Linked DNA regions of Homo sapiens: region 1 is linked to region 2. Evidence: read pairs that join two places in POLR2A ChIA-PET (ENCODE). Cell type or tissue: MCF 10A. All regions are shown on one strand.

The links. Peaks named below come from ENCODE experiments on the same cell type or tissue, not always from the same donor. Only the 100,000 strongest peaks of a DNase experiment are listed, where the experiment ranks them.
Region 1: POLR2A ChIA-PET joins it to region 2 with 5 read pairs; 1 of 35 experiments calls an interaction of 5 or more read pairs at or near these places.

What each region holds. Positions count from the first base shown.
Region 1 is chr18:56,708,008-56,712,007 of GRCh38, forward strand. The region is part of intron 12 of WDR7 (WD repeat domain 7); the gene reads left to right. Among named protein-coding and RNA genes, the nearest start is that of WDR7, 59 kb to the left of the region's middle. In MCF 10A, a CTCF peak has its summit at 1,681; a DNase peak (open chromatin) is centred at 1,604.
Region 2 is chr18:58,052,417-58,056,416 of GRCh38, forward strand. The region is part of intron 1 of NEDD4L (NEDD4 like E3 ubiquitin protein ligase); the gene reads left to right. Among named protein-coding and RNA genes, the nearest start is that of NEDD4L, 10 kb to the left of the region's middle. In MCF 10A, no CTCF peak of the experiment used is centred here; a DNase peak (open chromatin) is centred at 2,155.

The DNA.
Region 1 (4,000 bases), 1.3 Mb before region 2:
TGTGTGAATTCAGTGTTTATTCCTTTTTTTTTTTTTTTTTTTCTGAGACAGAGTCTTGCTCTGTCATCCAGGCTGGAATACAGTGGCGCTATCTCTTCTCACTGCAACCTCCGCCTCCCAGGTTCAAGCGATTCTTGTGCCTCAGCCTCCTGAGTAGCTGGGATTACAAGGGCTCGCCAACACACTCAGTAAATTTTTGTATTTTTAGTAGAGATGGGGATTCACCATGTTGGCCAGGCTGGTCTCAAACTCCTGACCTCTAGTGATCTGCCCACATCGGCCTCCCAAAGTGCTGGGATTATGGGTATGAGCCATCATGCCTGGCCCAGTGTTTATTTCTTGTAATGATATAGGTATGATTTGCAGAAACAGGTAAGGCCAAGCAGACAGATTAAAAATCGCTTGGTCAGATGTGTGGTTGCCATTTAAGTTCTAAGTTGAGGAGTGAGAAAGTAGAAGGGCAGGACCAACAGAAAGCTTTTGGGAGTTGTAATACCAGGCAGTCTTTTTTCAGAAGGTCTAACTCCCTGAATGTGTGCAGCCCAAGGTTTGTGGGCATGGACAGATGACAGCGGACAGCTGAATGGTGTGTGGAGAGTGGAAAGGGGCAACACTTTGAGTTCCTTAACAAACTTTAGAATATAAGGTCAGGCGCGGTGGCTGACGCCTGTGATCCCAGCACTTTGGGAGGCCAAGACAGGTGGATCACCTGAGGTCAGGAGTTTGAGACCAGACTGGCCAGCATGGTGAAACCCCGTGTTTACTAAAAATACAAAAAAATTATCCAGGCATGGTGGCATGTGCCTGTAATCCCAGCTACTTGAGAGACTGAGGTAGGAGAATCACTTGAACCTGGGAGGCAGAGGTTGCAGTGAGCCGAGATCGTGCCACTGTACTCCAGCCTGTGCAACAGAACGAGACTCTGTCTCAAACAACAACAACAACAGCAACAACAACAAAACTTTATAATTTTAGAGCTTGCAGATTTAACCATCTCAGTCTCTAAAACCCATAAATATATAAGTGAAATTAAAGAAAGCATTTTAATATTTTAAAGGCATGAAGTGAAAAATAAAGTAAGTTCAGTAGAAAAACATAAGAAATATTCAGAGAACAGTGGAAGCTGGCCATTGAGGAGTTGTATTTTATTTATTTATAAATTGTTATAAAGCTTTATTAATGTAATTTATGGTAGCATGTGAGTGATACTGATGATTATGCAGATGAAACTATTCAGATTAAATTAAAGCAGAGGTATTAATATGAGAAGAAAGTATTGAAAAAGGGAAACTTATGTTCTTGAAGAATTATGAATGTTTTCACATTTTCTGGTAGATACCTAAACTTCAGCAACACTTAACCCCTTCAGAAAATAAATACAATTACATTCTAAAAGATAGAATCTATGGTATATAATTACATAATAATAATAATGATGGAGATAATATTATCATCTTTTGTATTCATGACATGTTAGTCACTGCATGAATTTATATTTCGTGTTATTCACACAGCAATTCTGTTAGGTATGTTACTGCTGTTAACCACATCACATAGAGAAAAGAGACTCAGAGAGGTTAAATGACTCATCCAAGTCAGACAGTTAGCAAATGGCAGAGCTCGAATTTGATCCTGAGTAGTCTGACTTCACAGGCTGAACTGATAAATGCTGCCCTCTAGCAGATTTAGTAGTCTATTTCAAAGTAAGTAGTTTTCTCCAATTTTTGTCATTTTTCATTATTGATTTGCATAATTTATCTTTTAGTTTTTCATCTTTGATTATTCAAGTTTGGAGTTTTTCAGTTTTAGTCCCCTTTTATTTTCTTTTACTTGTAATATGTTACTTGCTCTTTAAAAATGTGGTATAGTTTTCATTCCACCTTGATTAATGTATACCCACTGTTAACATTTTTGAAAGTAGAGATAACTAAGAAGGTAAAAGGTCACCTGTTATTCTTCTACAATTAAGAGAACCACAATTTATATATATATATAGTTGTTTTTTTTTTTTTTTGTGATGGAGTCTCGCTCTGTCACCCAGGCTGGAGTGCAGTGGCGCAATCTCGTCTCACTGCAAGGTCCACCTCTTGGGTTCATGCCATTCTCCTGCCTCAGCCTCCCGAGTAGCTGGGACTATAGGCGCCTGCCAGCATGCCTGGCTAATTTTTTGTATTTTTAGTAGACACGGGGTTTCACCGTGTTAGCCAGGATGGTCTTGATTTCCTGACCTTGTGATCCGCCTGCCTCAGCCTCCCAAAGTGCTGGGATTACAGGCGTGAGCCACCGTGCCTGGCCAATTAATATATTTTGATACACGTTCTTCTAGGCTTTTAAAATCCATTTTATTATATCCATGTGATTATACTGTAGATACAGTTTCCTGTGCATATTGCATCTTCATTTAATATTATGACAAATATTTTCCGACTTATTTTGCTTATTCATGAAAGTAATTTTCCATTACATTGTGTGAGCATACCATATTTACTTAGCAATTCTACCTTGGGTATTTAATTGTTCCCAGTATCTTCTACTGTAAATAATACAATATTGAATGTGTTTGTATGTAAATATTTTCTTTCATTTAGGATTATTTTCTTTGGATATAGTCTACTCAATGAAAGTATCAGAACCTCAGAAATTTGATATAATAGCTTATTAACATTTTTAAGGCTGCTGAATTATATTATGAAATTATTTTCTACTCTCAGCGCCCACTTCATTGCCGCTTGCCAGCACAAATGTTAGTTACTTATATGCTTCAGTTTCTACATCTTTAAAAATGGAAATAATAGTACCTACCTCGAAGGGTTGTTATGAGACTGTAATGAATTACTGCCAAGCAGTTGGAACATGCCTAGCAAAAAGTATCAACCCCCAAAATGTTAACTATTTGGCATTGTAATTTTTAGAATCTTTGTCCAAGTTGACAGGTAAAAATAGTATTTTAATGTTTGAATTTGCTTTTCTTTGATACCTAGAAATATTCAAATTTTTCTAAAAGGATTTTAGTTTTTTTTTTTAAAAGACATTTTTCTTTTTGTCCTTTGCTTTTTTTTTTCCTCTCCAAGGGTTATTAGTGTTTGAGCTCTTAACTAAAATATTAAGCTTATGTGGCTTCTGTTGTTGCTGGAATTTCTAATTTATTATTTACTGTTGAATTTTTTAACCTACACGTATTTTCAGTTTTTATGTAATCAAATTTATTTTTTTATTTGTAGTTTCTTCCACATTTTTTGAAGCTTGAAATCTTATCCCACCCAGAAATGTGATAAGACTTGATAAGAAACAATGGCTAAATTAAAAACAAACATAAAATAATATATCTGAAATGTATTTATGATTGTGGGGTGATGTAAGGATAAAAAATATCTGCTCCTCTCTAAGCTATCACAATGTTATTTATTAAATACATGTTTTTTCTTTGATAGTATTTTCTTAATCTTGTATTAAATCCTTCATATTTCTTTACCATTTTATTAATAAGGAAGCAGTTGAAGAATTATAGAGTTCTAATTAGCCCACTATTTCTTCAGTGTTTTTTTTTATACAGTGAATAAAGGAAGACATTAAAACTAGTCCTTAAAAGTTTTCTTGTTCACGTAATTATCCAATTAGTTTGTTAATCGGTGTTTTGGCTGGACCATATGGCCTTTTTTTCTAAAACATGTATTAAATAAACAGTCCTCTACTTTTTTTTTTAAATGAAGTTTGGATTTTTAAAGCTTTTTTTAAAGGTCTAGTTTTGTGAAAGTGTAGAAGTGAAATTAACATTTAATTTCATAGGCTGTTTTTTCCCCTTCAGGTAGAATATTTAACGTGATAAATGATGCATCTTAACTGCACATTTATGTTCCATAGCAAGAGTTCTGGGAAGTACAAGAGATAATGATTAAGAGAATAGTGGGATTGATTTATGAGCAAAAGAAACTGGTCATTTACAGCATGTCTAATGATGGGCATGTTTAAAAGGAAAGACAATAGAATGTTCATGTGTTTA
Region 2 (4,000 bases):
TGGGGTAACTAGCTTAAATTTGACACTCCAGTCAACTTTTTGTCCCTGACTTCAGTCCTGCATTGATTCAAAACGCACCAAGTTAAATGTCAAGGCTCTCAGATTCCCTTGCTGTCATCAAATTCAGTGTTTGGTGACTTCTTGGCAGGCAGACATCTACCAAGAGATTTTGTATTCTTTTTATACCTCCTATTCACCAAAAGAAAAGGGCCATTCAAAAGTGAGTTTTTCTTTTTTTTTTTTTTTAAGTTTAAAAAGCTATGATGTGGCCACCCATGGTGGCTCATGCCTATAATCCTAGCACTTTGGGAGGCCAGGGCAGGCAGATCACTTCAGGCCAGGAGTTCAAGACCAGCCTGACCAACATGGCAAAACCCCGTTTCTACTAAAAATACAAAAATTAGCTGGGCGTCGTGGCGTGCCCCTGTAATCCCAGCTACTTGGGAGGCTGAAGCAGGAGAATCGCTTGAACCTGGGAGATGGAGGTTGTGGTGAGCTGAGATTGCAACTCTGCACTCCACCCTGGGTGACAGAGTGAGACTTTGTCTCAAAAAAAAGCTGTGATGTGAAACCTGTTCTGTGAAGGTGGAACTTGGAAAGGCTTGTAAGGATGGTGGTCCCATGAAGAGGATGAACAAACCAAGGGAACTGTCCTCTTGCTGGTTTGGGTGATGTCCCATCACCTGTCACTTTGTTTGTTTGGGCTGCAGTGGACCAATGGTTTCCCAGGCACACTGAAGTGACATGTAGATGGATTGCTTGAGTGGCTCCGGCATGTTTCCATCTCCTGTCTACCAGGCAGAGACCGTGTTCCCTGTTTTGAGGGGATCCAGAAGTGCAGTGACAAGGGCCTGATTTGCATCTCCAGCTCCTGGTCTTGCCTGTGTTAACAATTTTTTTTTTTTCTTTCCAGATGGAGTCTCACTCTGTCGCCCAGGCTGGAGTGCAGTGGTGCAATCTCGGCTCACTGCAAGCTCTGCCTCCCGGGTTCACGCCATTCGCCTGCCTCAGCCTCCCAAGTAGCTGGGACTACAGGTGCCCACCACCACGCCCGGCTAATTTTTTTGTATTTTTAGTAGAGACGGGGTTTCACCATGTTAGGCAGGATGGTCTCGAACTCCTGACCTTGTGATCCACCTGCCTCGGCCTCCCAAAGTGCTGGGATTACAGGCATGAGCCACCGTGCCCGGCCAACAATTTTTACATTCTAATTAATTTCCAGTTTCCAACCTGACTCAAGGTTTAGCTCTTCGTCTCTTGGGTGCAGTTTTGGATCATGTCTTATAATGTATATTTAAAAGTGTGTTGTAAAGCTGGAATTCCCATTGTGGGTAAATGCTGAGATTGTTGTAATACTGAGAAGTGCACTTGGGAACCATGGCCAACACTGCCCTAGCTGACCGGAGGTTGCACTGAGTTGTCCCCTTTGAACATCTGTTATGAATGAATGTTGGAAAATGCAAAGCCAATCATTTCTTTTACCTGACCTATGTGATGTTAAGTTTTAGTTTTATGTTTTGGCAAGTGAGTGTTGGATGTCACTAATGTGAGGAGGCCGGTGAGGGCAGACTTTGGGTCAGAGGTAATGTAGGAGATGAAGACCCTTTCTATTAATTTTTCTTGTTTAATTGAAGATGTTCGTGTTGAATGGGTTTTATTTACATGTATAAGTTCTTTTTTTCTTAATGCTGGAAGTTACTTTGGTTTTTCAGAAAATGCAAGTAACCCTAATCTATTTAGAGAATTACTTTGCTTAGTAAGCACTCAGTACTATTTAGTAATGGGGAAAAAATGTGTTTGTGTCCCACAGCGTGACAGGCTCCACAAACTTACTTACGAATCTCCTAACTACCCTGAGAACCTGAAGAATGGGACTTTGTGGAGAATCTTCTGCTTTCTTTGCTAGTCTCTATTTTTCCTTCTCAGTTATTAAGTGAGTTGTCTTTGGGTGTCCTCATCATGCTGACTTCATCTTGCCCAGTTTGTTTTGGGTAGAGGAAGGAGTGCAAGGTTTAAAGGAAAAGCAAAGCCTGTACAACATGGTGAGACCCCATGCCTGTGGTCCCAGCTACTTGAGAGGCCCAGGTGGAAAGATAATTTGAGCACCGGGGTTCAGGAATGCGCTGAGTAATGATTGCACCACCGCACTCGAGTCTGGGCAACAGAATGAGACCTCATTTCAAAAGAAAAAGAAAAAGCAAGACTGAATCATTTCACTTTGTATTCTCCTCCTTGCTCTCATTCCTTTTGTGCTTCATGCATTGTGTGTGACAATTGGATGCAGCCGTAATTATTGTCAGTAACTTGGTTTTTAAGCTTCAGACTGTATTTCCTCCTCACTTGTTAACACCAGAAGATAAATGAATGTGGCTCTTGGATTGAACTACATCTACAGGGAGCTGAACTTCCCATGTTGACGTTGAATTCTAGAGTATGCTTATGCTGATTCTTGAGAAATTGGTATGTGCCGTGCCTTTGGAATTGATACCTTAATTTTCAGTGAATATTATTGGTATTATTATTAAAGAGAACACTTTAAGCCAGGAGTAAGAGCTTTTCCTCCTTTTGAGAAGTGAGGTACAGAAGAGTATACTGCAGCTGTGGGAGTGATGGGTGGGGTGGGGCAGTGTTGAAGAATATTTAATACCACGAAGATGTCACCAGTATAATATTAAATAGAAAAAGTAGGTTATAAGACAGTGGATCCAGTAGAATCCTATTGTGGTTAAGTGTTTATATGTAGAGAAAATGACTAGGGGCTAGGCACAGTGGCTCACGCCTGTAATCTGAACCACTTTGGGAGATAGAGGTGGGAGGATCACTTGAACCCAGGAGTTCAAGACCAGCCTGGGCAACATAGTGAGACTCTGTCTCTATAAAACAAGAAAAAAGAAAAACTAACTAGGGATATATTCCAGCATGTTAGTGGAGGTTATCTTTGAGCAAAGGGGATTATAGGTAATTTTTTATTGTCTTGTGTTTTGCTTACATGTGTTTTCTATATTTCTACAATAAACCTTTTTTTCTTAATATAAAAGTAAGTTTAAAAGTGAGTTTAAAAATCCCTGAAAGGCATGTACTTCAAGCTTCAAGTGAAAGTTATAGTACTTGTTCAGCACAAATACTGATATAGTGTTTGTTCAGTGGAACACTTATTTAGGGTCTGCCTTGTGTTTTGTGTCTAAGGATTACCAGGTCATTTTCATATTAGGAGCTCACCACTACGTTGGGAGTTGGAGAGATAGAGCAAGGACTATTTTAAGGAAAAAATGACTGGTAAATTGTATTTCTTTTTCCCCACTTGCAGTTTGCAAAATAGATGTTTCATTTCTCTCCACTGTGGACACTTAAAGTTTGAATTTCCATCCTTCTGTGCACTCCAGTTGCGTGAAAGTAATTTACATTGCTAGTAGTGGTTTGGGTTCTCTGAAATTTTTTGTGTGTGCTATGGAAATTGTCTCCTGTGATCAGACTCAAATCCATTTCTCCTTATTATTGTTTTCTTAGGTTTTGAGTTAGAGACCTTTTCATGACCGTATAAGGTGTTGAATAGGTTTAGATATCAAAGTGATAGCTATGCATAGCTATACTCACCTGTGAGCGGTCAGCTCTTCAGTGTTTCTTTCAACTGACTTGTAATATCCAGCCACTGTTGGGTGTGACCTAAAGTGTATCTCTTCCCAAACAGAAGGGAGGAGTTGACAAACACCATGTTACTTTTAATCAGAGACTTGTCCTTGTCCCCCTTCCCCCAGCCTTTTAATAATTCTGAATTCATGTTGCAGTCGATATGTGTTTAAAGTGTTGGTAGGTTTCTTGTACTCACACCATCCTCCTCCACTCCTCTCACCCCCAAAAAGTGACAGCTGACAGTTGATGGCATCTTAGAATTGTGAGGCTTGAGTTGGTCTGTCTCAATTCGTGTTTTATGGTGGCCCATAAATTGTGAAAGATAATTGATAGTTGTCATGGGAACTAGTTATGTTGTTCAGCTATGATG